4 separate regions of the Homo sapiens genome follow, and regions 1, 3 and 4 are each linked to region 2. Evidence: chromatin contacts called from ENCODE Hi-C or POLR2A ChIA-PET data. All regions are on one chromosome and are shown on one strand. The core of a region is the stretch at or near the end of the contact, and the rest is flanking DNA. Distances in the headings are between cores, read along the strand shown. Region 1 holds the start of AURKB (aurora kinase B). Region 2 holds the start of KDM6B (lysine demethylase 6B). Region 3 holds the start of RANGRF (RAN guanine nucleotide release factor). Region 4 holds the start of NEURL4 (neuralized E3 ubiquitin protein ligase 4).

Region 1 (6,985 bases), core at 2,679-5,178, 380 kb before region 2:
TAAGACCCCCATTTCAGAAGGTGGAAGGAATACTGCACAGAGAAGCCGGGAAGAATCTAGACAGGCCTTGCTGGGCTTCCCCACTCAGCCTATTAGTACTAGATCATACCCTCTTCGTCCAATCACATTTCTACACAGTCGTCATGCTTCAATCACACCTATTTAATGAAGTCTCCATAAAAGACCCAAGAGGATGGGGTAGAGAGAGCTTCCTGAGAGCTGAACCCGTGGAGCATCCTGAAGGGCGGCACACCTCAGAAGGGCATGGAAGTTCCATGCCCTTCCCACCTCCTTGCCCCGTGCATCTCTTCATCTGTATCCTTGGTCATATCCTTTATAAGGCCGGGCACGGTGGCTCACGCCTGCAATCCCAGCACTTTGGGAGGCCAAGACGGGTGGATCACGAGGTCAGGAGTTCGAGACCAGCCTGGCCAACGTAATGAAACCCCGTCTCTACTAAAAATACAAAAATCAGCTGGGCGTGGTGGCGAGTTCTCCTGCTGAGGCAGGAGAATCACTTGAATCCGGGAGGCAGAGGTTGCAGTGAGCCGAGATTGCACCATTGCACTCCAGCCTGGGTGGCAGAGAGACTCCATCTCAAAAAAAAAAAAAATCCTTTATAATAAACCAGTAAACATTTTTTCCTGAGTTCTGTCAGCCACTCTAGCAAATTCATTGAACATAAAGAGGGAATCGTAGGAACCCTAGCTTACACCCAGTTAGTCATGAGTACAGGTAAAAACAACCTGAGGCTTGCAGTTGGCATCCAAAGTGAGGGGCAGTCTTGTGGGACTGAGCCCTCAACCTATGGGATCTGATGCTCTCTCTGGGTAGATAGTGTCAGAATCTAATCGGAAGACACCCAGCTGATGTCTGCTGCAGAACAGATTGCTTGATTGCAGAACTGATTGCTTGGTGGTGCAGTAAAATCTCCACACATGTGGTCGCAGAAGTCTCCTGTGTTGATTGCTGTGGTGTGAGGGCAGAGGAAAAATTGGGTCTTTTTTTGTTTTTGTTTTTTTTAGACAGACTCTTGCTGTGTTGCTCAGGCTGGAGTGCAGTGGCGTGATCTCGGCTCACTGCAACACTCCCAGGTTCAAGCAATTCTTGTGCCTCACTCAGCCTCCTGAGTAGCTGGGACTATAGGCACCCGCCACCGCAACTGGCTAATTTTTTTTTTTTTTTCGAGACGGAGTCTAGCTCTGTCACCCAGGCTAGAGTGCAGTGATGCGATCTCAGCTCCCTGCAACCTCCGCCTCCCAGGTTCAAGCGATTCTCTTTCCTCAGCCTCCCAAGTAGTTGGGATTACAGGCGCCTGCCACCACATCCAGCTAATTTTTGTATTTTTAGTAGAGACGGGTTTCACTGTGTTGGCCAGGCTGGTCTCGAACTCCTGACCTCGTGATCCACCCACTTCAGCCTGCCAAAGTGCTGGGATTACAAGCATGAGCCACCGCGCCTGGCCAGAACTGGCTAATTTTTTGTATTTTAGTAGTAACGGGGTTTCACCATGTTGCCCAGGGTGGTCTTGAACTCCTGAGCTCAGGCAATCCACCCTCCTTGGGCTCCTGAAGTGCTAGGATTACAGACATGAGCCACTGCGCCCTGCCCATTTTTTGTTTTTATTGAGACAGGGTGTCACTCTAATGTCGGGGCTGGAGTGCAGTGGTGCAATCATGGCTCACCACAGCCTTGACCTCCGGCCTCTGCTGATCCTCCTGCCTCAGCCTATCAAGTAGCTTGGACTAGAGGCACACACTACCATACTGGCTAATTTTTTTTTTTTTTATTTGTAGAGACGGGGTTTCACAGGTTGCCCAGGCTGATCTTAAACTCCTGGGCTCAAGTGATACAGCCGCCTTAGCCTCCCAAAGTGCTGGGATTACAGGCGTGAGCCGCCAAGCCTAGCCATGGTTTGTTTTTTCTACACAATATGCTTAAACAGCAAATAGCATTTAGAATGCATTCAGAAAGGATATTAGCTGAATAATAATCTTCTCTATTGTTCATGTAAGAAAAGTGCTAACGTAGGCATGTAGAGGCTCAACAATGTCATCAAGTCCTGAAGTTCTTTCCAGGCCTCTCTTCTGCCTTCTGCAATGTTAGGCTTCAATGTCAAGCTGCTTCCTTCAGTAGCACTAGAAGCAGCAATGAGGGCTGCATGCTTCCCTGCTCACTTCCAGAAATCTCTTCCTCCATACCTTGCCCTATACATCTTTTCATCTATATCATTTGTAATACACTTTATGATAAACCAGTAAACGTTAAGTGTTTCCTTGAGCTGCCCAGCATTCTGAGCAAGAAACTGATTCCCACTAGCTGGCCCACTTAAATCACAGGCTTATGCCTGATCCAATAACCATAATCTGGAATAAAAGGTATTGATTAGTATAAGTTAATTGGGGCTCATTTCTGGACCTGCAATGAAGTCAGTTTCCTTCTCAAATCCTCAAAACTCTAAGTGCTTTCAGAAGTGGGAATAAAGCTGGGCGCAGTGGCTCACGCCTGTAATCCAAGCACTTTGGGAGACCAAGGCGGGCGGATCACCTGAGGCCAGCCTGAGCAATGTGATGAAACCCCGTCTCTACTAAAAATACAAAAATTAGCCGGGCGTGGTCACATGCACCTATAATCCTAGGTACTCGGGAGGCTGAGACAGGAGAATCAGTTGCACCCTGGAGGAGGAGGTTGTGGTGAGCTGAGATTGTGCCATTGCACTCCAGCCTGGGCAACACAGCGAATCTTCATCTCAAAAAAAAAAAAAAAAGTGAGATTTAAATAGGTCTTCATCAACCTAGGGATTTGGGGTTGTCAGCAACAGAAACTACTACAGAAACCGACTGCATAGACTGGAGAGACAGGTGGTCCCCTAAAGGAAAAATAGAGTGTTAGAAGAAAGGAGAAGAGTGCTGGACAGTACATACTTAATAAATATCCACTGGTTATTTCATAGAAGGCCCAAAAATGTATTTATTTAACCCAGTAATGAAATCTGAGGGTTAGGAAGAGCAGAAAAGAAGGAAGTGTGGCAGGAAGGAGGAAAAATGAAAGTGGGCCCAAACAACACGGCAGCTAACAGAGATCTTGCAACGAAAGGTCTATTGGTGGAAAAACTCCTCCCAGGAATGTCAGAACTTTTAAGAACGACATAGTAATGACACAAGAATAAACACACAGGCAAATGAGCAAACAACGGAATACAAAGTCTAGAAATAGACACAAGTAAATATGCTAACATTATATATCAAGGGCAGCATTTAAATTCTGTTGGGGCAGTTTGTTTAACAAATGGTGTTGACATAACTGGCGCTCCATCGGGCAGAGAAGTTAGACCCCAGCTCATACATGCATAAGGATAAACTCCAGTTACATTAAAGATTTAATTTTTTTTATAAAAAGAAGAAGGCCGGGCACGGTGGCTCACGCCTGTAATCCCAGCATTTTGGGAAGCCGAGGCGGGTGGATCACCTGAGGACAGGAGTTCGAGACCAGATTGGCCAACACAGCGAAAACCCGTCTCTAATAAAAATACAAAAATTAGCCAGGCGTGGTGGCGGGCGCTTGTAATCCCAGCTACTCGGGTGGCTGAGGCACGAGAATCGCTTGAACCCGGGAGGCAGAGGTTGCAGCAAGCCCAGATAGCACCATTATACTCCAGCCTGAGCGACAGAGAGAGACCTGTCTCAAAAAAGGAAAAAAAAAAAGAAAAGAAAAAGCAAGATAATTCACTGGGGGAATTTGGGGAAACTTTCCTAAACTGGAAGCCAAGCGTGAGCCCTTCTCATTCCGCCTCTTCCATTGGGTTCCCATGACTTACGTCACAGGACATCGAGCCAATGGGAACTAGGCATGGGCGACGAGCTTGCCCAATGGGGCCGGGGCGGGAGATTTGAAAAGTCCTTGGCCAGGGCGCGGCGTGGCAGATTCAGTTGTTTGCGGGCGGCCGGGAGAGTAGCAGTGCCTTGGACCCCAGGTGAGCTGGCCTCCTGTCGCAGGCCTTGCGCCGGGAGTGGGCAGATGATCAGGTAGATCAGAGGGTCCGTTGGGCTGGCCTGCGCGCACGCCGCAGGGCTGGAAGGAGGTAGGGACGATAGCAGGGCGGGGGCGGTGAGACCAGCGCCCAGATTGGGGCTAGTGTGCTGACCTGCTCCCTTTTACCAGCTCGGGCTAGCGCTTCCGGCTCGATCGGTCCAACCCCTCCCTCTCTCTCTCTTTTTCTCTGCTTCTCACGGCTGTTTCCCTTCTCCGCCCAGCTCTCCTCCCCCTTTCTCTCTAAGGATGGCCCAGAAGGAGAACTCCTACCCCTGGCCCTACGGCCGACAGACGGTAAGGCCCTTCCCTCCGTCCCTGCGCCCCCATGACCCCGCATGGCGAGTTCCTGCTGGGAAACTTGAGATCCTGCAATGAGCAATCCTTTAAGCACTTTCTTCCCCGTTATGCTCCAAAGTACGGGTCCCAAGTTTGACGACAGAACCCGCTCTGGTCATTTGTAGCCACATCCTGTCAGGTGCTGCCAACGTGAATCTGACCAGCCAGTGACTCCCAGCTGGTGAGGACCTCTGCAGGGCTCGTCACATACAAATGATATCTGGGACTGAGCAGGCAGGGCCTGGCCTTCAGGCCATGATTCCCAATCCATATCCTGAAAAAAAAAAAACTAGACAGCAAATAGAAATAGACTCTAAAAGGATATAAAGTTACAGTTTAAAAGGCCCAGGGCAAGTCTAAATTACAATTTGGAATTAATGACTAAATTGAGGTAAGAATCTAAATGGATCTAAATTGACTTATTTCCCAATGGTCCAGACAGATTTCATTGAAGGGCCTCCTCTCTGATTTGAAATGCCACCTTTATTATATATATAAATTCCCACATATATGTGGGTCTATTTCTGGACTGTATTTTATTCAACTTGCTTATTTGTAGATTGGTACCAATATCACTATTTGGGGCCTAGGGGCTTTCTTCTCTTGGCTGCAGAAGAAGGAAGGGGCCCTGCACAGGCTTTGCTCCCTGTTTTTGGAGCTCTTGCTTCCTGGAGAGTCTGTCTGTTCCCTTGTACATCAGCTCCCTCCCTCATGGAGCACTGAGTGAGGCTGTCAGGAATGGAGTCTGAATGAGAAACCATTGTCACTTTTACCTTAGTCACTCCTAAAAGAAAATGTACCTATTATTTTGAGAGTTGAAAGTGAGGCCAGGTAGGTGGCTCACGCCTGTAATCCCAGCACTGGGAGGCTGAGGCAGGTGGATCACCTGAGGTCAGGAGTTCGAGACCAGCCTGGCCAACATGGTAAAACCCCGTCTCTACTAAAAATACAAAAATTAGCCAGGCATGTGCCTGTAATCCCACCTACTCAGGAGGCCGAGGCAGGAGAATTGCCTGAACCTGGGAGGTGGAGGTTGCAGTGAGCCGAGATGGCACCATTGCACTCCAGCCTGGGTAATAGAGCGAGACTCCATCTCAAAAAAAAAAAAAAATGAAGAAGTTGAAAGTGAGAAGTGGTCCAGGGCCATCAGGGTAGCTCTTAGTGTCCTTAAAGCCTGTTCTTGCAAAAGTGTAAATCCTGGTTATTGCTATAACATTCAAGGCCTCAAGCATCTTATCTAAGCCTTAATAAACTAAGCTTTTTAGGAGACTTTGAGAATACCTCTGTGCTAAACCCCTTGAATTGTGGGTGTTCATTGACGCAGCTCTCTACTGTGGTGTAAGTGAGGGGCTGGATGAATGACTGTGTTGTTATGGACAGGACTTATACAGGTTGAACAGCTTCATGCCTGAAAAGTGTGGGCCAGGGCCAAAGAAGTGAAATGTTAGGTGTTGGTGTGAGTCCTTTGCCCCTTATCTTAGGCCTACTTAGGTTATTTATTTTTTATTTATTTATTTATTTATTTATTTATTTATTTATTTTTTGAGACGGAGCCTCACTGTGTTGCCCAGGCTGGAGTGCAATGGTGCGATCTCAGCTCACTGCAACCTCTGCCGCCCAGGTTCAAGCGATTCTCCTGCCTCAGCCTCCCGAGTAGCTGGGATTACAGGCGCCTGCCACCACACCTGGCTAATTTTTTTTTTTTTTTTTGAGATGGAGTCTAGCTCTGTTGCCCAGGCTGGAGTGCAATGGTACGATCTCGGCTCACTGCAACCTGTGCCTCCCAGGTTCAAGCGATTCTCCTGCCTCAGCCTCCTGAGTAGCTGGGATTACAGGAGCGTGCCACCACGGCCAGCTAATTTTTGTATTTTTAGTAGAGATGGGGTTTCACTGTGTTGGCCAGGCTGGTCTCAAACTCCTGACCTTGTGATCCGCCTGCCTCGGCCTTCCAAAGTGCTGGGATTACAAGCATGAGCCACCACGCCCAGCCGCACCCAGCTAATTTTTTATATTTTTAGTAGAGATGGCGTTTCACCATGTTGGCCAGGCTGGTCTTGAACTCCTGACTGCGGGAGCCACTGCGCCCAGCCCTAGGTTGTTTATTAATAACCCATTTTAATATGGGACTATGAGCAGAGGCTGGGAAGCAAAACTGTCACATCAGTGTTTCTCTTTGAATTGGGGGTAGGTGGGTGGGTGGCTCTTTAGCAAGGGGCTGAAATACTGCTTGCAGCACATTCCACCCCGGTCATCAGACAAAGGCACCCTCAGAGCTACCCCCTGCTCCTTCTCAGGCTCCATCTGGCCTGAGCACCCTGCCCCAGCGAGTCCTCCGGAAAGAGCCTGTCACCCCATCTGCACTTGTCCTCATGAGCCGCTCCAATGTCCAGCCCACAGGTAACTGGCGCAAGGGGGAGAGGACTGAGCTGGGGAGATGACCGTCTGTGGGAGGGTTTAGGGATGAGAAGGTCATCCCTGTTCGCATTCAACCTACCTGTTCTCTCCTTAGCTGCCCCTGGCCAGAAGGTGATGGAGAATAGCAGTGGGACACCCGACATCTTAACGTAAGTGCCCCAAGCCTGGGGGTGGACGGGGGTGAGGGGACAATGAACAGGCA
Region 2 (5,341 bases), core at 2,797-5,296:
CTTCCTTTAACTACCCGCCCCCCCAGCCCCCAGCACTAGTCTCTCTCCACCCACCCACCCCAACCTTTTACACACCCCTCAGCCTAGCCCTGTCCCCACTAGAGAAACTGTGGAGTCCCTCTGCAAAACGAAAGGCTCCAGAGATCAACACGGGAGGGGGCTGGGGTCTTGCTTCAAAATCAAGAACCATAATACAATTATTTTATTTTCAAGGCCCACGGAATAGTCTTAGCTATTTCTTGTCCAAGAGAAAAAAAAATAATCCTAAAGAAAGCAATACAAATCTGCCTAAAGCCTTCATCAAATAAAATGCACAAAGCAGTTGAAGCTAATCCCCAGCCCCCTAACCCCAATCTCCAAATTAACACAAACTATCCACTACCCCTTAACAAACTCCTACGGTTACCGCTGGTTTGGAGCAGACCCACAGCAATAATAATAAACTAGTAACTAACACCATTTAATAATAAAAGTATTTCATAACAACAAGCACTCATTCTGTGTTCATTCTGTGCCAGGCACTGTGCTAAGTGATTTGCATAAATTATCTCATTTTTTTCCTCCCAGCGGCCTTCAAGGTAGGTGTTGATATTTAAATGTTCAAGATTAACATACGAGGCTCAGAGAGGTTCTGACCTCTCCAAGTCCTAGTAGCCACTAAGTGACAGAGCTAGAATTAGAATCCAGGTCTGATCTGACAGCCCAAGCTCTAAGGTACATAAAAGCACAAACCGATTCATTCCAATACCATCACCAACCCTGGGACTTAATAGAGAAGAACAACCATAGCAATCAACTGAGTCCCCCTCCACCAAGTGAGAGGCTACAAACCGATTCACCCGCATACACACAATAAAGACCCTGACTTTTCAGCCTAATACTGTTTCTTGACCCTTTTCCTTTCATTGTTTGCAGATGGGGGTGTGCCATTATGGGGATTTCAGGGATAAGCTGGTGTGTAGTGAACCCCCCCCCATACTACACACAACTCTTCCGTCTTTCAACCACTCCCACTTCAAATCAATCTGGGGAAGGGGGCAATAGGACACTTGGCCATGCAGCAGGTGGGAAAGTAAAATGACGGCTAGGTAGCTTTTTCTATGGGGGCGGAGCCTTGGAGGGGAAGCTCTTCTGTGCCAATCTAGGGAAAAGTGACCCAAGGCTCCCTCAGCCCAGCAAAGGGGCAAAGTCTTTCAGCCACACCACACCCGTGCCCCTCCCCCTCACAAAACTCCAGGCCGGGGTTTCCCACCTGCAGGATGCTAAGACCACGGGAAGGGAGAGGGGAAAGAGATGGCACGGGACTGGAACTGGACTCGGGGCAGAGGTGGGAGGGAATAGAAGGGGGAGGAAGCCTCATTGCCTGGCAACCATCCCGGGGCACGTGCACTAGTGACATCATCCCAGGCCACCTCTAACACAGACCTTTGACCCCTACGGGGCGGAGTGGGTGTGCTGGCTAAGCTTCCTGGAAACACTGGAAACACCCTTAGGAATTCTGGGAACCCAAAAAGGAGACATAAGAAGAAACCCAGGCGTCCTTATCTCTTTTACCCCTAATACGACTCCAATCCCAGGGACTCAGGCCTCTTGCCTGTCTCCTCCTCTCCGCCTGCAGCCCTGACCTCCCAACCCACATTTCTGACGGGAGTCGGCCCGACACGCCCCTCGGAGATACTGTGCCTTCTCTCTCCTGGGCGAGATCTCGGTGGGGGCCGGCAGGCGGGGACGGGGGCACCGGGTCCCGCGGGGCTCCGTCTTCCATCTGCAGGATCCCCCGTGCCCCAGCCGGCCGCCAGCCGGAATCTGTCTGGGTCCCCAACTCTCCCGCCCCTCCCCGCGCTGTTCCAGGGCGGAGTCTGTGGAGTTGAAACCAGGACACGGCGAGAGGAAGAGTTATATAACCGGGAGAAGCGAAGAAGGACGAGTGGAGACAGGGACAGACAGCCCGAAAGGAGCCGAGGGAGGTGCAAAGAACGCCGGGGCGAACGAGGAGGAAACGTTAGGAATGGGAAGGGTTTTGGTGCACATCAAAGAGCAGGAATTCACGCGAAGAAGGGGCGTGATGGCCCAGAAGAATCACCTGGGCCGTCCGGGGCTTCCCCGCAGTGCCCTCCTCCGCCACCAACAGCAGCTGGGCCCGGGCGGGAGAAGCCTTGGGAAGGGGCGCTGGTACCCGCTCGCTTTCTCTTGGGAAAGCAACTTAAGCCAGAGCCCGGGAAGGCAGCGGCCGAGCAGATGGGGCCGGAAACCACAGCTCCGCCCAGCCCACCTGGGAGTGTGGGGCGCCAGCTGGGGGGAGGTGGGGAACAGGTAGTCGGCCCTCCCGAGCCAGGCTGGGCATTATGGTCGCGACCGGCGAAACGGTGCAGACCGACCGAGACGTGTGGGTCCCCAGGGGCTGAAGAGCGCAGCCTCAGGCGGCTTTACACAGACTCCACGAGGGGAGGGGGGCGCCCGGCTCGCCGCGCAGGCGCAAGGGGGTGCTCGGGCGCGTGCGGCGCAGGGCGGGGGGTGGGCGCGAGCGTGTGGGAGTGCACGTGCGGGTCCCAGGCAGCTGCTGCCTCCCAGCCTCCGCCGCTGCCCCTCCCCTCTCCCTTTCCTGTCGCTATCATCCCCCTTCCCCATTGGCTGCCAGGGCCCTGACGTCAGGGCCGACCGCTGGAGCGGATTGGGCGGACGGGAGAGTTCGGGAATCCGGCTCCCAAGTCTCGCCCTCCAGTTACTCTGGCAACAGGACAAGCAACCCAGGGGAGGGAAGGGGAGCCGAGGTCAACGCTGCGCCTCGGTCCCTAACCCCCTCCGGACAACCACCGAGTCCCCTTCGGTCGCGGCGCAGCTCGCTACCTCCCCGCCTTCCTCCCAGGGCTCTTCCTGTCCCGGGAACCAGGCGTCCTGCCCTCGGCCTTCCCCACAGTCTTCAGGCCCTCCGCTGTCTCTAACCCCCACCAGTGTCACAACATAAGCTGCAGCAAACAGGAAGCGAATCTACGTCGCTTAGCAACCACCCCGCGTGCCCCCCTCCCCACTATTTACCCCAGCCGGGAGAGGCGGAGATTGAGTCCCCAGCCCCCTCCCCGTCTTCTGCGCTGCGACCTCCTGCCCACAATTTCCTGTGAGGGGGCCCAGATCACAGGAAGTCAAGTGGGGGCCTCAGCCTACCTTTCCCTCGGACCGGGGCGGGGGGCTTCAGCTACTTTCACGGTCACATCCCCCACCTGCCCTGGGTGCGTCTCGCCCTCGCCATCTTGTGGCTACGTTGGGAAGGCTCCGCACCGAGAAGCCGTGCGGGGCGCGCTAGGGTTCGGGAACGGCGGAGTGGGAGAAGGACTAGGGATGAGGAGGCTAGCGGGGCGAGACGGAGTGAAAGGGAGGCGCAGGGGGGTGGTGGGAAGAAGGCGAAGGCTACCGCTGGGAAGCTCTCGGGGCCGCTGGTGGGAAGGTCAGGCTGAGGCTTCTACACCTCACCCGTGCAGAGAACTGGAGGGAGACTTAAAGTAGTCCTGGGACCGGGACACACCCAAGTCTGACCACATCTGACCTTACTGGGCCATGGCATTGACCTGTCTGCAAACTCTGCCCTTTAGTCCTGCCCTTCAGTAAGGACCGCCGCGCCCCGCCCCGCCCCGCCCTGGAGTCGGGAAGGGGAATCCCAGCCCAAGGGGAACGGGGAGTCCTTTCAGGCCCCTCTGGACATTTGGAACCTGAGACATCTGCCTCCCAGTTCTTCCTCCTTCCCCGCCGTTCTCTCTTCTAGGGGACCCATGACCTCCGCCCCAGTCTTCTTCCCAGTGCCCTTCCCAAGACCCAAACGTCCATCCCCAGCTCTACCCCTCCAGAGACTCAGGCGTCCTGCCCTGCTGCAAGGAGAGGGTTTCCCTCTTTACAGACGTCCTCGCGGCTCCCCGTTACCTGGTTCTGGGGGGGGTCCCAGGTGTTCAGGCTCCCCAAGGTATCCCAGGGGGTCGAGCGGCCCCCCCTTCTCCCAGGCCGGGGCTGGGGGGGCCGCTCCGCCCAGTGGCGCAGTTGGATTTTCCAACACAAACACCCGCACCCCCGCTCCCCAGCCCCGCCCCCTTGTGGTCCCGCCCCTCCTCGCGCTCTAGTCCCCCTCTCCGGCTCCGCCCCGTCTTCTGCCGGTCCCGCTCGCCTCAGGGCGGGTGCCGGCTAGGATGCCGGGTGCGGGGTGCGGGCTTCAGGGTGCGGGCCTCAGGGTGCAGTGTACGGGGTTCAGCCCTGATCCCTGCCTGACAAATCCCTACTCATTTGGATCACGCGCCCTTCTAAGGTAAGCCCCGCCCCACCCACTGAAGTCCTGCCCGGAGACTTAAGCCACAGCCTCTTCAGGCGGCTCCGCCCTGCCCATTCGTTCAGGGCCACGCCTCCGTTCCGCTCCAGGCCGCCCCACCTCCCTCGCTTCTTTCCCCGTCCAGTAGCAGCTCCGCAGTAGCTCTGTCCTCCGTGAGGCCTGGGCTTCCTCCCTCCCCAGACCCTCACCATTGCATTGAGAGACTTAAGGCTTGTTGTCGCGGGTGTTTTACAGCACTGAGCTCCAATACAACTCTTTCACTTTTATGGCTAACACAACTAGGTATCTCCAGGGCCACATCACACAAATTCGGCCAAGGTCAAAGTCTGAGTGAGGTCCGGCCTCAGTCCTAGGTGCAACATCTGTCTTAGCTCCTGGAGTCCCTGACCCTCTCTCTCAAGCGGAGAAGAGGAGGAGGTCTCAGCTGTCCAGGCTCATGAGTAGAGCAGTGCCCCTCTTGATCCAATGATCAGGTGTCATGGCCCCAGACCGCAGGTCAATGCCGATGACAAAGGAGGCTCGGTCTGAGCTGCCTGCCCGGTTGGGATAGTAATAGCAGGGGCAGGAGTACATGCCTGGGGGAAAGGAGAGGAGAAGTCAGACCCCTGGAGCCTCCGGGAGAGCAGGGCAGGAGCAGGGCAGGAGCGGGTGTGGGATGGGCTGGAGCAGAGAATGGGTTAAGTTCCAAACTAGGGACGGGGCAGGCAGGTCCTGCCTGGGGAGCTGTCCCACCCTTGGCGCTCTTCTTGCGGCTCTCTGCAGGCCGGAAGTGGATCGTGGGCATGAGGCAGACAAGCTGCATGGGCTCTGCCTCCACCAAGCAGGAGTTCTTCCGGTCCCAGCCAGCACCTTCCAGGTACAGGCCCCGGACCCAGACACCATCCTGGGGAGAAATGGGAGCAGGTCTGGGAGAAGCTAGACTTCAATTGCCAGCGCCCCTGACCTGCTCCCTCTCTCCTCCCTTTTCGTCCAATTATTTCCAGTACCCTCTTTTGCTCAGAGCCCCAAGCACAACTGGCTCCCACCTTGGGG
Region 3 (7,359 bases), core at 18-2,517, 450 kb before region 2:
TTACTGGGGACCAAAGATGTTAGGATCGTGAAGGGTCAGACTGGTCACCAGCTGTTCAAAGTCACCCAGGCTCCAGGGTGCAGGTGACAGATTTTCGGGGCCAAGAGATGACCTGTTGTCAGGGCTTGGGGTGGGGGAACAGATGGAGACAGAACATCATCCAGGCCTGAGGTTTGGAAATTGCCAATTCCTGTTCCCCAGAGGACCTGGGTATCAGTTACCCCAAACCTCTGGCCCACTCCTGCTTCCTTGGAGGATCCCACCAGTGAGTCTCCCTGTTCTGTCCCTCCCAGCCCGATTCTCCTGGGAACCCAGTCATGAGATACCCGCCCGTTCCTTCCTCCTTACGGGGGCTGATTGAAGGTAAGCAAGAGATCAGTCTGGTACTGGGGCAGCCTCAGCAAGGCCTGATGAAGTGTCACGTCCTTTGCTACCTAAGGGGATCAGAGTCAGGATGCTTACCTGGATCTCTGCGTCCCCGCTACCGCCCTTCCAGGACATTACACACTCTCGGGCCCTCACCTGCTGGTTTTCCTTAGCTATCTGCTGCTTGCCAGAGAGGACCCAGGCTTCTTGACAGCGGCCCCTCAGGGCCAGGTTCTCCAAACTGAGAGGCTGAACAGACTCCACATGGACAGCCCTAGCCCCCTGCACGCCACCAACATCCTCAAAGTGGTACCTGGAGTAGGGAAGCGGGGTCAGGAAGGGACATCTCTGGTCGCCTCCCCGGGAGCATCTTTAAGTTGCAGGCCTGGCTCCCGGCCCGTGCGTGGTCTCACCGCCCGGATTAACCGTCGGCCGCGGGCCCCGCCCACTGGTCCGACCCCGCCCCTGCCATTGGCCAGCCGGGGGCCATTCCCTCACCGCGCAGCCGCTTCGCCCCGTACGTGGGCCTGCAGCTCGAGAAGTTCCACTATCAGGCTCTGGTCCGTCACGGGATGGCAGAAAACTTCTTGATTGTCCGGGACCGGTCGGAGGTCGCTGGAGTGAGGCGAGGCAGACCCTGGTTGACCCCGGTCTCTTCCCACAACCCACCCAGTCAGCCGCCCCTGGGCGCCCCGGCCTTCTCACCTTACGTCAATGGCCCCCATGGGGAGGATGGCGGAAAAGGCGCCCCCGAACAGCGGGCAGTCTCTCGTGGGCTCCATGGGTCTGAGGCTGGGTTATGGGCATTAGAAAGGTTTAAAAGAAGTCCACATTGGGTCACGTGGCATCGGCTCCCTGGGTTTCGCAGCTGCCACCGCCACCCGGGTCTGGCTTAGCTCCCGGATCCTTTAAGATTTGGCTCCGCCCTGCGCTCTCGTTGGCCAATCGGCGCCAAGACCCTGGGGGCGGGGGTCAGCGGCTTTGCTCCGGAAGCCGCGCTCTTAGGAGTGCGCCTGGCGGGACGGTGGGGTCTGCCTTGGGGTTGGACTTAGGGTTAGGGTCTATGTCGCCCCCGGTGGTCACGAGCATGCTCCCGCCAGCCTCCTCTTGATTGATTGATTGATTGATTGATTGACAGGTCTCGCTGTGTCGCCCAGGCTGTAATGCAGTGGCGCGATCACCGCTCACTGCAGTCTCCACCTCCAGGACTCAAGTGATACTCCTGCCTCAGCCTCTTGAGTGGCTCCTGCTCCCGCCACCACGCCCGGCTAAATTTTTAATTACTTGTAGAAATGGGGCGGGGTGGGGAGTGTCTCCCAATCTTGCCCAGGCTGGCCTCAAACTCCTGGACTCAAGCGATCCTCCCGCCTCGGCTCCCTAAGTGCTGGAATTACAGGCGAGAGCCACAGCGCCTGGCCTCCTCGTCCTTTTCAAGTGGTCACACCTTCCAAGAAGGTCGCCTGAGACCCTCCTGAGGGGCAGGTGCTCGTCAAAGGGGCCCACGTCTAGGTAGGGTCTCTTGAGTCAGGAAAGCATAGTTTCACGGTGTTCTGGGCCTCTGAAAGAAGAATGGGCTGCCACCCAGACCGCTAATTCATAGATCTGCTGCTGGGAATTAGGGGAACAATGCGTCCAGGTTAGGATTCAGGTCTCACATCTTCCTGAAAGTGAGAGCCAACCTGGGTATTAGAAATCTAATTCCTCTCAAATATTTGCCTTGGGAATGCTCCCGGGCAGGTGCAACCCCACCCCCAGCTCCACACACCTGGACAGAAGCACAGATTAAACCCTCTTTTGTTTGTCTTTTACAGATTTGTTGTGTTCTTTAAGTTTTAACTTCACTATATCATTTCAGTTCATTTCTCTATTCATCTTTGATCCTCAGCACCCGGCACGGTGTTTAGAGCATAACAGACCTGATATATATTGGGTTTTTTTGTTTTGTTTTGTTTTTGAGATGGAGTTTCACTCTTGTTGCCCAGGCTGGAGTGCAATGGCATGATCTTGGCTCACTGCAACCTCCGCCTCCTGGGTTCAAGCTGTTCTCCTGCCCCAACCTCCCAAGTAGCTGGATTACAGGCATGCACCACCACACCCAGCTAATTTTGTATTTTTAGTAGAGATGGAGTTTCTCCATGTTGGTCAGGTGAGTCTCGAACTTCCGACCTCAGATGATCCGCCTGCCTTGGCCTCCCAAAGTGCTGGGATTATTACAGGCGTGAGCCAGCGTGCCCAGCCCAGACCTAATATATATTGTTAAGTGATTGAATAAACTCAATGCAAATGTCTGGAACCCAGGAGATCACCCATACCCTCATGGATTCTAGATGTCACCTACTTCCCAGCCAAGAATTGGGCAAGAGGACTCTGATCTTGAGGCCATTCCACAGGGTTCCAAGTGCTGACCATACCTCTGGACCCTAATGACTTAGTGAAATGAAGCCAAAGGGTACATATTTATTGGTCTCTTACCTTGCCAGGCCCTAATGTGAAGGGCTGGAGATACAAAGACATTTAGGACACAGCCCCCGATGCCTCACTGAAGGAACAGTGGAGCACACTTTGAGTCTTTTTTTGTTTTTTTTTTTGAGAGGCGGTCTCACTGTTGCCAAGACTAGACTGTAGTGGTGCAGTCGTAGCTCACTGCAGCCTCAACCTTGTGGGCTCAAGCCATCCTCCTGCCTCAGCCTCCTGAGTAGCTGGGACTACAGGCATGCACCACCATGCTCCGGTAATTTTTGTGTGTGTGTGTGTGTTTTATTTTAGGGATGGAGTCTCACTGTGTTGCCCAGGCTGGTCTCGGACTTCTGGTCTCAAGTGATCCTCCTGCCTTGGCCTCCCAAAGTGATGGGATTATAGGCATGCGCCACCATGCCTGGCCCATACTTTGAGTCTTAAAGTTTGACTCAGAATTCAGTAGGACATCCTAGGGGTATTCTAGCTGGGGGAACATCAGGAGCAAAAACTTGGAGATGAGAGGGCATATTTTGGAGAAAGCAAGTGTATCTGTTTGGCAAGGGAGGGTAGGATGGGAATGGGTGGCAGGGAGCTGCAAACACAGTCAGGTGTGCAGGGTTTTTGTAGCGCACACTAAGGAGCTTGACTCCTCATTTCTTACTATAGCCATCAGACTCCTCTCTGAGTCTCATTTCCTCATCTCTAAAATGCTGTTGGGGGGCCAGGCGCCGTGGCTCACACCTGTAATCCCAGCACTTTGGGAGGCCCAGGTGGGTGGATCACCTGAGATCAGGAGTTCTAGACCAGCCTGGCCAACATGGTCAAACCCTGTCTCTACTAAACATACAAAAAAAAAAAAAAACAAAGGAAGAAATCAGATATGGATGTAGTTGAGTCTGACCTATTTCTGGGTAAAGAGAGTAGAATAAGTTTGCTGTATGAGGAATTTGACAGAGCGGGGGCGTTACAGGCTCTAGAGGGAAAGAAGGACCCCAGCCATGGGAAACAAAAGGAGCCAGGTCAGAGGAGTCCACCCCATGATGCTTCTCTGGGATAATGAGTGACAGACCTCTCTGTCCCTCTCTCCTCCTTGCTGCCAGCCTGCTCTCCAGCTCCATTCCCCACCAGGGGCAATACTGGCTCTGGCTGCTTTGGGAGCAGTCAAGCAGGTAGAGTCCTTGGAAAGGGACCTACAGGGACATAGAAGTTAACAGGGTGCCTGCACCAGGCATAAGGGGGTGTGGAGGCCTGTTACATGGGCCCAGAGGAGGTCACGCCAGGTCAGGAAGGCTGAGAAAAAAGCCCCCCCAACTTCCTCATTTTGGGTGTCTGGCCTGTCTCATGTTCTCCCATGAGCCCTACGCAGCTGGGGACCCCTGGCCCTCCACAATTCTGTGGGCTCTTGGGGGCTGCTCAGCCAGACCTCCTCTGAATGAATGGGGTGGAAGGCCACCCTCACTTGGCAAATCCCCACGCTTGGCTCCACTTCCCCTTCTCCCTTCACCTTTTTTTTTGTGTGCCTGTCAATTCTGCTGGCCCTGCCACCTGTCGACTCCCTCAAGTGTTCAAATTCCAACTTCCCAAGGGACAGGATCCAACTGGGTCGATTAGTTGTTATTCAATCTGAAAGTACCTATTTGGCCGGCTCTCCTGCCTGGCCACTCCTCAGGCCACCACCCAAACACAAGGGAGATCTCTGGTCCAGCTGGCTGTGGCTAGGATGATAAGTATCAGGGGACAAATCTCAGTAGAGAGAAGGCCAGCAGCCACTTTTCTCAGGCGAATGTGAGGGTATGGCTCGCTGTCAGCCCACTGGTTGCAAGTAGGCCTGCAACTGATTGATTCTCTACACCTGGGACATTCCCTTATCCAATGCCCTGCATGCAGTTGATGCAGTTGTTTGCTATGGGGACAAGAGTCCCAGAGACTCTCCCCTTTAGGGCACCAAGAGATGGACTCAGATCAGAGAGACAACACCACACCCAAAGTCAAGCATTCCTTTGAGTTAGGACAATGAATATTTCTATTAAGCAGGGGTTTTCGTCCTTTTTTCTACTGTGGACTGCTTTGGCAGTTTTGTGAAGCCCATGATCCCCTATTCGGTGTAATGTTATTATTTTTATTTTTTCTGTGTTTTTGAGACAGGGTCTTATTCTGTCACCCAGGCTGGAGTGCAGTGGCATGATAACAGCTCACTGCAGCCTCAACCTCCTGGGCTTAAGCCATCCTCCCACCTTGGACTCTCAAAGAGATTACAGGCATGGGCCAGGTGCGGTGGCTCACGCCTGTAATCCTAGCACTTTGAGAGGCCTAGGTGGGCAGATTGCTTGAGCTCAGGAGTTTGAGACCAGCCTGGAAAACAAAGTGAGACTCTGTCTCTATTACCAAAAAAAAAAAAAAAAATTAGCCAGGCATGGTGGCATATGCCTGTAGTGCCAGCTACTTGGGAGGCCAAGGTGGGAGGATGACTTGAGCCTGGGAGGCAGAGGTTGTAATGAGCCAAGATCACGCCATTGCACTCCAGCCTGGTCAACAGAGCCAGACTGTTTCTCAAAAAATAAAAAAGAAAATTAAACCCAGATATTTGATAGAGTACAAGTCTACTTCTTTGTTATCATATTAACTAGATCTAGCAGCAGTCTCTAATAAATGTAATAAAAAACTAGCAATGCATACAAATTATGGTTCAAGATATCCACAGCCATTCTAAAGTAAGCATATCTGTAACTGCTATTGAGATGAAACCACAGATACTGCTAATACTACTGTGGTTTGTTACCTAAATTCACAGTGAAAGGAAATGCTAAATTTCAGTTAAAAGGTTACTGAAAACATGGCTGTACGCAGTGGCTCACCCCTGTGATCCTAACACCGTAGGAGGCCCAGGAGGGAGGACTGCTTGAGCCCAGAAGTTCGAGACTAGGCTGCGCAACATGGCAGAACACCAACTCTACCAAAAAAATACAAAAATTAGCTGGGCATAGTGACTCGCACCTCCCAGCTACTGGGGAGGCTGAGGCGGGAGGATTGCTTCAGCCTGGGAGCTTGAGGCTGCAGTGAGTCGACATCATGCCACTGCACTCCAGCCTGTGTGACAGAGGGAGACCCTGTCTCAAAAAAAAAAAAAAAAAAAAGAGCCAGGAGTGGTGGTACACACCTGTAGTATCAGCTACTTGGGAGGCTGAGGTGGGAGGATGGCTTGAGCCGGGAGGTTGAGGCTGCGGTGAGCCGAGATGCCACTGCACTCTAGCCTGGGTGACAGAGGGAGACCCTGTCTCAAAATATCATAGCCTGGGCGACAAGAGCTAAACTCCGTCTCAAAAAAAAAAAAAGGAAAAAGAAAGATGAAATTTTTATCCAAGCTCATTGACTAAAGACTAAGAAACCCAGCTATGAAGTATTTTGTGTATTTAGCCCTGTACTAGGCTTTAGGAGAGGGTCTAAAAATGGGTAAAACATGGCCCTTCTTTCTGGGCCTTCAGCCTGAACAGGAAGAGCTAGGGCGTGCTACAGTTCATATCCTGTAATGAGATCTAGTTTGTGACCCAGCTTAGTCCCCGGCTGAGAAACCTGCCTTGGGGAGATGCTTAGGATTGTCTGGCAATCAGTGGTAGCCACAGTAGATACACAATACACAAAGGCCTGCTATAACGAAGTTAGTGTCTGAGGAAGACCAGTGTGTCCTCGTGTTTGGAGCAATTCTATACCTGTCAGTCCTTTCCCTGCAACTTTTCAGCCCCATATCCCATCATTTTCCCCTTATAGTCTTTTTTTTTTATGTTTTGAGACGGAGTCTCGCTCTGTCGCCCAGGCTGGAGTGCAGTGGCATGATCTTGGCTCACTGCAACCTCCACCTCCCGGGTTCAAGTGATTTTGCTGCCTCAGCCTCCCGAGTAGCTGGGATTACTGGCATGTGCCACCACTCCTGGCTAATTTTTGTATTTTTAGTAGAGATGGGGTTTCACCATGTTGGCCAGCCTGGTCTTGAACCCCTGACCTCAGGTGATCCACCCGCCTCTGCCTCCCAAAGTGCTGGGATTACAGGTGTGAGCCACTGCGCCCTGCCATTTTCCCCTTATAGTCTGTTTCTCCTTATAGACACTGAACTTTCTTCAATCCCTTGACTGAGTCAACCTCTTTCATGCCTCTGGGCATTTGCACATGTGATGCCCTCTGCCTAGAACTTTCTTTCCCCCTTCTTCCCTAGCTAGCTCATCCTCAGATCTCCAGAAAACATTTGTGGATTAACTGCTGGCTCCTGCTGTGCTGCTATGCTCCTGTCACCACTGCAGGCGCCTCACTGTGTAACACACTAAGCACCAGGAGAGAGGGGTCCATGTCTGTCTTTTCACCATCAACTTTCCACTGACTTGTACAGGGCCTGGCCTGTATTTATTGGATGGCAGTTAAGAGATAGGTTATTTACCAGTTAGGCCCTTTTAAAAGATGTTGTACAATAAAGAACTTGACTGGGCCAGGCGCAGTGGCTCAGCCTGTAATCCCAACACTTTGGGAGGTTAAGGTGGGACGATCACT
Region 4 (7,887 bases), core at 2,442-4,941, 500 kb after region 2:
TGCTCACGCTCCTTGTCCACTTTCATGTTCCTCCCGTACTCCTGGTTCCTCTTTGAAATTCGTAGTAGAGAGCAGTAGAAGAAATAGTGAAAGTCTTAATGTCTTTGATCTTTCTTATCAGTGCATAGAAGAAAACGCTGACGTATGCTGCCTTCTCTCTCTACTTCGGCTACCTAAAAGGGAAGGGCCCCCTGTCCTGTGATCACGTGACTTGCTGCACCTTGTCAATCACTTAGAAGATTCACCCTCCTTACCCTGCCCCCTTGTCTTGTATGCAATAAATATCAGCGCAACCAGTGGTTCAGGGCCACTACCGGTCTCCGCGTCTTGGTAGTCATCCCCCAGGCCCAGCTGCTTTCTCTTTATCTCTTTGTCTTGTGTCTTAATTTATTACAATCTCTCGTCTCTGCACACGGTGGGGAACACCCGCTAAGCCCCATAGGGCTGGACCCTACATCATGTATCTTGGAAAAGTTGTCTGCAGGCCCTGAGCTCCTGTCAGCACAGTCCTGGCGGAACCTGGGGCAGATACTGTCCATCATGGCAATCCTGAAGGGGCAGGAGACTAGTTGGGGGCATCAAGAGAAGAAAATAGCAATGGGGACAGGTGGTAAACGAGGCCAAATTGGCGGACCCCTGCCCCCATCCAGGCCTGATGGAAATTGTAGCACCTCCCACTGCAGGTGTCAGAAAGCAGACCCGCTGCAGACCTGAATTCAGGGCTGAGGGAAGGAAGAGGCCCCATAACCCGGCTGATCTCTGGCAGGACTCTTACCTCTCTGCCAGCACTCCAGGATTCACTGAGCAGGAGGAGCCGGCAGAGAGGTCCTCAAAACTGTCCTGCAGCCTGCAGAGGAGGGGGAAGCAGTGCCGGGAGGTGGGTGTCAGGCAGTATCCAGTCCCTGAGGCGCTCTGCCTCCTCCACCTGTCCCCTCCTTTAAATAGAGAAGAATCTCTGGACTGAAGGGTTGGGGCTGAGGGCTCAGCACCTGTGGTAGGGAGTGTTGGGCTCATCCACCATCATAAATCCATAGTCCTTGTCAGCAGGGCGGTAGGTGGCCAGGATATTCATCTCGTCCCAGTGCTGAGACTTCCTTCTGGGGCTGGGGGAGGAGACCTTCTAATGACCCCCCCATAGGCCTCCCTCATTTTCCCAGTCATTCAAAACAGGTTTTTTTTGTTTTTGTTTTTGTTTTTTGCTTTTGTTTTTGTTTTGAGATGGAATCTTGGCTCTGTTGACCAAGCTGGAGTGCAGTGGCACGATCACAGCTCACGGCAACCTCTGCCTCCCGGGTTCAAGTGATTCTCCTGCCTCAGCCTCCTGAGTAGCTGGGATTACAGGCGTGCGCCACCACACCTGGCTAATTTTTGTATTTTTAGTAGAGATGGGGTTTCACCATGTTGGTCAGGCTGGTCTTGAACTCCTGACCTCGTGATCTGCCTGCCTCGCACTCCCAAAGTGCTGGGATTACAGGCATGAGCTACCCTGCGTGGCATTCAAAACAGTTTTTGTTGTTGTTTGTTTGTTTTTTGAGATGGAGTCTTGCTCTGTTTTCCAGACTGGAGTGCAATGGTGTGATCTCAGCTCATTGCAACCTCTGCCTCCCCGGTTCAAGCCATTCTCCTGCCTTAGCCTCCCAAGTAGCTGGGATTACAGGTGCCTGCCACCACACCCGGCTTATTTTTGTATTTTTAGTAGGGACAGGGTTTCACCATGTTGGCCGGGCTGGTCTCGAACTCCTGACCTCAGGTGATCTGCCCACCTCGGCCTCCCAAAGTGCTAGGATTACAGGCATGAGTCACCACTCCGACTCAAAACAGGTTTCTTATACCTTGTTGAGGCTGGGGATGGGGTCAGACTTAATGATAATCACAGTCCTGTGCAGCCACGGTTTATGGGGCACCTGCTCTTCTCCCGAAAGCCTGGAACCTCGGACTTCCCACTCAATTGCCCTCACCTACTCTAACTCTTCATTCTTAAGGCTCTGCCCCTTTCCTTCTGGCTCCCACCCTCAGGTGTCCTGAACCCTCCCGACTCTGGGCTGGCTGCCCGCAGAGCTGGGCTCCTTACTTCTCCACATTGGGGGATTTCTGCATCAAGTTGGAGCTGTTCTTTCGTAGGATGCTCCGGGGCCGGTCCTGTTGGGAGTTTTGGGGGTTCAAGCAAGTTGGCCCAGAGTGCGGACTGCACCCGGGGCTGTTTACCTCTTGCCCTGCAGGTCCCCCAGGCCCGGGGCTGGAAGCCCTGGATACACTGGTTCGAGGCCCGGGGATGTTGAATCCACCAGGGTTCCTGCCAGACCCAAGGCTGTGGTTCGCAGCCTCCCTTGGGTGCTGACTGGGCCCGGAACCAAGGACCACTATCCCCCCGGAGGGACAGCTTGAACCAGTACTATGAGTTACGGAGCCCCCTGAGTGCACGTGGGGCCCAGAACCGTGAAACAAGACTACTCTGGAGGGCTGCCCAGCGCCTGCCTCGACTCCTGTGACCGCTGCGGGCACTCCTCTGGCTGCCCCTCCAGGGGAATCCCGGTTGAGGCCGCCAGCAGCCCCTAGGGACTCCACCTTCTCCATGGCCCCACTGGGGGGCTGCTCTCAGCGATCCTGACCCGCCTCCCGGCTCCACGTAGCCCCGCCCCTGGCCCCGCCCCCACCGCTGCCGGCCGGGGATGCTCGGGCTCAGTCCCGGGTCCACTTCTCCCCTGCTCCAGAGCTGCGGCGGGCGGAATCAAGACTATATAGAGACTCGGGCTGGGGGTCCCTCCGCTCGCCCCTTTCCTTTGTGTCCCACCCAAAGATTTTCTTTGTCTGGGCAATTTGTTCCCGCCCTTCTCCATCACCACCCTCATCCAAACCAGCCAATCCCAGTCAGGGGGCCAGGCCAGGAGCTTCGACTGTGACCTCACGGTCCTCCAGCCTGAGCTTGAGCTTCGGGGAGTTGGGCAGGGGGCTTGTTAATAGCTCTAAGGGAGATCTTTTGGGGTCATCAACGCTGTCGCTTGAAACGGCCTGTCGGGACTTCTTTAGACTCTTTGTGGTCTTAACATGGAATAGTTTGGTTGAGTTGGAGTTGAAGCTGGGCTTGACTTGAACTATCAGCGAGCTTCCCCCACCCCCGCCAGTCGGCTAGCTCAGCCAATCAGAAGAGGTGTGAGGCAAAGTGGAAGGACTGCCGCACTGTTGCAAGACACTTCGTCCTCAGTCGGGTGGCGGGAAGAGACTTTCACTACCGCTTCTCTGGGTCCTCCAGACTCGGCTCACGCTGCTTTGGAGCCTGCATCCCGAGGGGAGACACCCCCTCTTGCCGTAAAGCGAGTGCTTCAAGGTGTCACCGCCCCCTAGCGAGGGCGGGGTCGTCGGTGCCGCTGTCGCAAAGCAGAAAGTGTTTGGGCTCCAGCACCCCACCGTCGTAAAGATGCCTGCGGTGGGCGTGTCTTTCTCCCACTGTCGCAAAAGCTCCCTGCCCAGGTCTTCGTCCCCCTCGGAGCCGCTCCGTCACCTCGCTATGCCGTAAAGCGAGGCTCCCGACCCCGTGTCCTTCTGTTCTCATCGTGGTCGTCCCCAGCTCCTAGCGCGGGCTGCTTCATTGCCCGGCAGTGCCGTAAAGCATACCTGGCCTCAGCCCCCCGGTCGTATCCCTCGGACTGTCTGCCCGACGCGGTTGCCACGGTGCCGCCAAGCGCGGCTGTCGCGCTGCCCCGGTGTCAGCGGAGATGGCGGCAGGGTCGGGTGGGAGTGGGGGCTCTGGGGGAGGCCCTGGACCGGGGCCGGGCGGGGGTGGGGGCCCCAGCGGGAGCGGCTCAGGACCGGGGTCCAACGGGGGTCTGGGCAGCGGCGGGGAACTGCACCCGCGCACTGGGCGCTTGGTGAGCCTGTCGGCCTGTGGGCGTACGGCGCGGCGGCAGCAGCCGGGCCAGGAGTTTAACCACGGGCTGGTGTTGAGCCGAGAACCCTTGCGCGATGGACGCGTCTTCACCGTCCGCATCGACCGCAAGGTGCAGCGCTGGTACCGCGGAACAGAGATGTGGAGGGTGGTGGGAGGCGTCTAGAGGGAGACGGGGTAGGACAGCCAGGGTAGCCCACATTGCCGGGCACCGAGAGGGAACAGAAAGACCATAGAGCACCAGGGGGCGGTCAGGAAGACAGCATGAAGCAGAAACATTGAGTTTGAAGATGACATTAAGAGCTTGAGTTTTCTCAAGATCCAGAACCAGGGAAGGGACACGAGGGCTAACCCACTAGAATGGCTGGGAACAGACCTCCTGGTACAATTTCTTGGGCATGGAGGATGGAGAGATGTCAGAGATGTGATGGCAAGTGAAGAAAGATGCCAAGGAACGAACAAACGTAATCCCAGCACTTTGGGAGTCCGAGGCGGGCGGATCACTAGAGTCAGGGGTTTGAGACCAGCCTGGTGAACGTGGTGAAACCCCGTCTTTACTAAAAATACAAAAATTGGCCAGGCATGGTGGCGTGCGCCTGTAATCCCAGCTACTCTGGAGGCTGAGGCAGGAGAATGGCTTGAACCCGGGAGGCAGAGGTTGCAGTGAGCTGAGATCATGCCATTGCACTCCAGCCTGGGCAATAGAGTGAGTGAGACTCCGTCTCAAAAAAACAGAACAAACCATTGAAGGACAGAGGCTGTGCCAGAAAGATAGGTGAGGAGAAAGATCCAGGGTGAGGGAGGTGTGTGTGATTCAGTGAAGAGGCCAGGCTCACAGAAAAAGAACTTGGAAGGAGATTGAATCTGGGTAGAGCCTGATCTTTGGAGAGAATTAGGCCAGGGGAAAGGAATGAATGATACACAAGAGCAAGAGGTGTGGGTATAGGAAGTAGGAGAATTTGGATGGTTGGAGAGCCATAGAGACAAGGAAAGTTAGAGGAGGCAGGAGGTTGGAACCAAGGAATTTGTGCTTGGCTTGGAAAGGAGTGGTTTAGTAAACACTGAGTAGAGAGCAGAGTTGCTAAAGGAAAGCCCAAATAATTACCAAGACGGAGTCCAGAAAATCACTGTCTGCATCTCTGGATTAGTGTTCCAAGAGACAGAAAGCCAGCTAGCTGTCTGAGAGGTGGGAAGATATGGTGGCCTGTGGAATGGGGGGTGGCCCATTCTAAGCCTCTGTCCAATACCCCTATCCCAGGTCAACTCCTGGAGCGGCTCCATTGAGATTGGGGTGACAGCGCTGGACCCCAGTGTGCTGGACTTTCCAAGCAGTGCCACGGGCCTGAAGGGGGGCTCGTGGGTAGTGTCGGGCTGCTCTGTGCTGAGAGATGGACGCTCTGTGTTGGAGGAGTATGGTCAGGACCTGGACCAGCTTGGTGAAGGGGACCGCGTGGGCGTGGAGCGCACAGTTGCTGGGGAGCTTCGGCTCTGGGTGAATGGGCGGGATTGCGGTGTGGCTGCCACAGGCCTGCCCCCTCGTGTCTGGGCCGTCGTGGACCTTTATGGCAAGTGCACCCAGATCACCGTGCTACCCCCTGAGCCAGGCTTCAGCCCCCCTACTCCCATCCCCACACCTCCCCTCGAGCCCTTGGCCCCCACTGAAGACTCTGCCTTGGCTGAACAGGGGACCTCTGCAGATGAAGGTGAGAACACAGCTAGGGCAGTGGTGGTGGGGTGGGGACGGAATGGGGGAAATAGAGTGACAAGACAGGCTGGGTGTGGGCAGGGCCACCCTGATCCCCAAGTCTGTTGAATGGGAGAGCAGGAGCTAGAGGATGGGGGGTTCTCCTGGCTATGGGCCGTGAAGCAGGGACTGAACCCTTATTCCCCTCCCATCCCACCTGGTCCCCAGCCTTCATGGTGTCCCCAGCGCAGGCCCGGCCGGAGACGTTTCCTAACAGCCTTGAGTCGCATAATGGTGAGGGCTTTGGGGAGGCCCTGGGAAGGGGAGTGGGAAGTGAGGTGGACAAGGGAGGGCCCTCAGGAGAAGGGGTAGGGAGAGAGGCACCAGGTCTGGGGGTGTAGAGCCTCATCCCAACTTCCGAGCTTCCTTCTTCCATCCTGCTGCTATAGACTTTGCCAACATGGAGCTGTCTGAGGTGGTGAGCAACACCATCCTGTCTGCCTACAATGGAGGGCTCCTGAATGTGAACCTGAGCTCCCCACCGGCAGGGGAAGGCCTGGGATCTAGCGGTGCTGCCACCTCGCCCATTCTCACTTCCAACGATGCCCTGCTCTTTCATGAAAAGTGCGGGACCCTCATCAAACTCAGCAACAATAATAAGACGGCTGAGCGCCGGCGGCCCCTGGATGAATTCAACAATGGGGTTGTCATGACCAATCGCCCCCTTCGGGACAATGAGATGTTTGAGGTGTGCAAAGTCCTGTGGTCTGGTTGGCGCCTTATCCCTGGGAGCTAAAGATGGGGATTGACCCTTGGTGCTAGGAGGGTGGGCCCTGGGGAAGAACCAAGGGCTGAAGGTCCCTTTCTGCATTTACATTCCCTGCTTCTCCCTTCTGTCCCTCAATGCCAGATCCGTATCGACAAGCTTGTTGATAAGTGGTCAGGCTCCATTGAGATTGGGGTCACCACCCACAACCCCAACAGTTTGGAGTACCCAGCCACCATGACCAACCTCCAGTCAGGTACCAGCCCCGGGCAGGGGCGGGGGTGCAGGCCTGGTGTTGCTGAGGGGAAGGAAGCCCCGTACCCGAACCCAAGTGTCCACTATCACCCAGGCACCATCATGATGAGCGGCTGTGGAATCCTGACCAATGGCAAGGGCACCCGCCGGGAGTACTGCGAATTCAGTCTGGATGAGTTGCAGGTGAGGGTGGGGCACAGATCCCTGGGCCGCTTTCAGCAGAGCCACAGGTACTCTGTGTCCCTGCCAGGGCACCAAGCAGGGTCTCCTATGTGACCTAGAGGCAGTCCCTGTATCTTCCACCTAAAGGTTCCTTCCTAGAAGCCTGAGTTGCCCAAGAGTTCAGCACTCAGATTTTGGAGTCAGATGGTTGAATTCCTCTTACTGTTTTCCCATTTGTAGTAGCGAACCGGGGCAAGAAGCTTATCCTCTTTGATTGCTCCCCCACCTCCTGCAATCTCTAAAATGAGCCTACGAGTAGTACTTATTCCATAGGCTGAGACTTGTAGAAGCTAATGTCTGTGAGGTGGTTTAACTCAGTGCCTGACTCACGTGGAGCATTGACGAAATGTGGAAATTGTCATGTCTGGAAAACAAGGACCCAGGACCTGTCCTCCAGGGTGGTCTGAGACTCTCACGAATACCTTCTGGAGTTGTTCCTGTGTGGAGTGGGGTGCTGAGCAGGCCTCAGGACTCCTCTAAACTGTTTGTCTTCTTTGATTAGGAGGGTGACCACATTGGCCTCACAAGGAAGTCCAACTCTGCCCTACACTTCTTCATTAATGGTATCGATCAGGGTAAGGGCCGCCCAGAGAGAGCCTCTGGGCCGGGGCTTTCGGTGGGGCTGGGACTGGGGGCTGTACCTCATCCTCCTGCTTCTCTTTGGTGCTTGGCCTCCCTGTGTTTGACTTTCTCCCCTCATTCTCCCTGTCCACTCCCACACCCCCGTACCTTCCTGCCACAGGAGTGGCAACCCCCTTGACGCCCCCAGTGGTGTATGGTGTGGTGGACTTGTACGGGATGGCAGTGAAGGTGACCATCGTCCACAATAACAACCACAGTGACCGTCTCCGCCGAAACAACGCCATCCTGCGGGCGCTGTCCCCCGAGGGTGCTCTCCGCCGTGCTGCCCCTGCCGCCCAGGCAGAACCTGAGCGCCTGCTCTTCCACCCCAACTGTGGGCAGAAGGCAGCCATCACCCACGAGGGACGCACTGCCCTGAGGCCCCAGTATGGCCCATGGGGTGGGGAGAAGCCTGAAGAAGGGATTCTAATGGGGGGGGGGGGGCGGGGCAAGGAA

The links. A loop is a pair of places that touch in the nucleus more often than their neighbours do. ChIA-PET counts read pairs that join two places held with the same protein, here RNA polymerase II (POLR2A). Pooled maps may share reads with other maps.
Region 1: a loop to region 2 is called in a pooled map, with 3 times the contacts of the local background. The contact joins the promoter of AURKB here to the promoter of KDM6B in region 2. A Hi-C loop is called at or near these places in 4 of 168 maps with a recorded cell type or tissue (A673, CD8-positive, alpha-beta T cell, ascending aorta and 1 more), 7 of 37 single-sample maps with no recorded cell type and 15 of 50 pooled maps. POLR2A ChIA-PET finds 5 or more read pairs at or near these places in 7 of 52 experiments (CD4-positive, alpha-beta T cell, CD4-positive, alpha-beta memory T cell, HCT116 and 4 more).
Region 3: a loop to region 2 is called in a map with no recorded cell type, with 5 times the contacts of the local background. The contact joins the promoter of RANGRF here to the promoter of KDM6B in region 2. A Hi-C loop is called at or near these places in 4 of 37 single-sample maps with no recorded cell type and 10 of 50 pooled maps. POLR2A ChIA-PET finds 5 or more read pairs at or near these places in 4 of 52 experiments (GM12878, HEK293, K562 and 1 more).
Region 4: a pooled map shows a loop between it and region 2 (9-fold over the local background). The contact joins the promoter of NEURL4 here to the promoter of KDM6B in region 2. A Hi-C loop is called at or near these places in 6 of 37 single-sample maps with no recorded cell type and 10 of 50 pooled maps. POLR2A ChIA-PET finds 5 or more read pairs at or near these places in 4 of 52 experiments (GM12878, MCF 10A, OCI-LY7 and 1 more).

Annotation. Positions count from the first base shown.
Region 1 is chr17:8,207,518-8,214,502 of GRCh38, reverse strand. It overlaps AURKB (aurora kinase B), which reads left to right and starts at 3,928. Exons shown (of 9, transcript NM_004217.4): 1 at 3,928-3,973; 2 at 4,254-4,326; 3 at 6,663-6,765; 4 at 6,878-6,932. The coding sequence starts at 4,279. RefSeq lists enhancers at 4,426-4,475, 4,037-4,696.
Region 2 is chr17:7,832,922-7,838,262 of GRCh38, reverse strand. KDM6B (lysine demethylase 6B) reads right to left here and starts at 4,046. Exons shown (of 24, transcript NM_001348716.2): 1 at 3,913-4,046. DNAH2 (dynein axonemal heavy chain 2) reads right to left here. Exons shown (of 86, transcript NM_020877.5): 84 at 5,335-5,341; 85 at 5,042-5,192; 86 at 4,521-4,884. The coding sequence ends at 4,730. It overlaps LOC124904106 (translation initiation factor IF-2), which reads left to right. Exons shown (of 4, transcript XM_047437265.1): 4 at 1,619-2,855. The coding sequence ends at 2,646. RefSeq lists silencers at 475-624, 2,165-2,224, 2,245-2,664, 3,915-4,074 and enhancers at 1,495-1,544, 3,213-3,712, 4,343-4,954.
Region 3 is chr17:8,282,578-8,289,936 of GRCh38, reverse strand. It overlaps RANGRF (RAN guanine nucleotide release factor), which reads right to left and starts at 1,267. Exons shown (of 5, transcript NM_016492.5): 1 at 1,072-1,267; 2 at 865-981; 3 at 523-679; 4 at 349-434; 5 at 1-124. The coding sequence starts at 1,148. The coding sequence ends at 1. It also overlaps a transcript of SLC25A35 not described here. RefSeq lists enhancers at 545-614, 895-1,014, 1,375-1,604, 4,636-5,136, 5,137-5,637 and a silencer at 765-814.
Region 4 is chr17:7,325,139-7,333,025 of GRCh38, reverse strand. It overlaps NEURL4 (neuralized E3 ubiquitin protein ligase 4), which reads left to right and starts at 3,691. Exons shown (of 29, transcript NM_032442.3): 1 at 3,691-3,995; 2 at 5,142-5,586; 3 at 5,796-5,861; 4 at 6,017-6,315; 5 at 6,478-6,589; 6 at 6,683-6,771; 7 at 7,313-7,385; 8 at 7,553-7,817. The coding sequence starts at 3,714. RefSeq lists enhancers at 2,257-2,406, 3,287-3,336, 3,367-3,546, 3,482-3,776, 3,759-4,418 and a silencer at 3,747-3,986.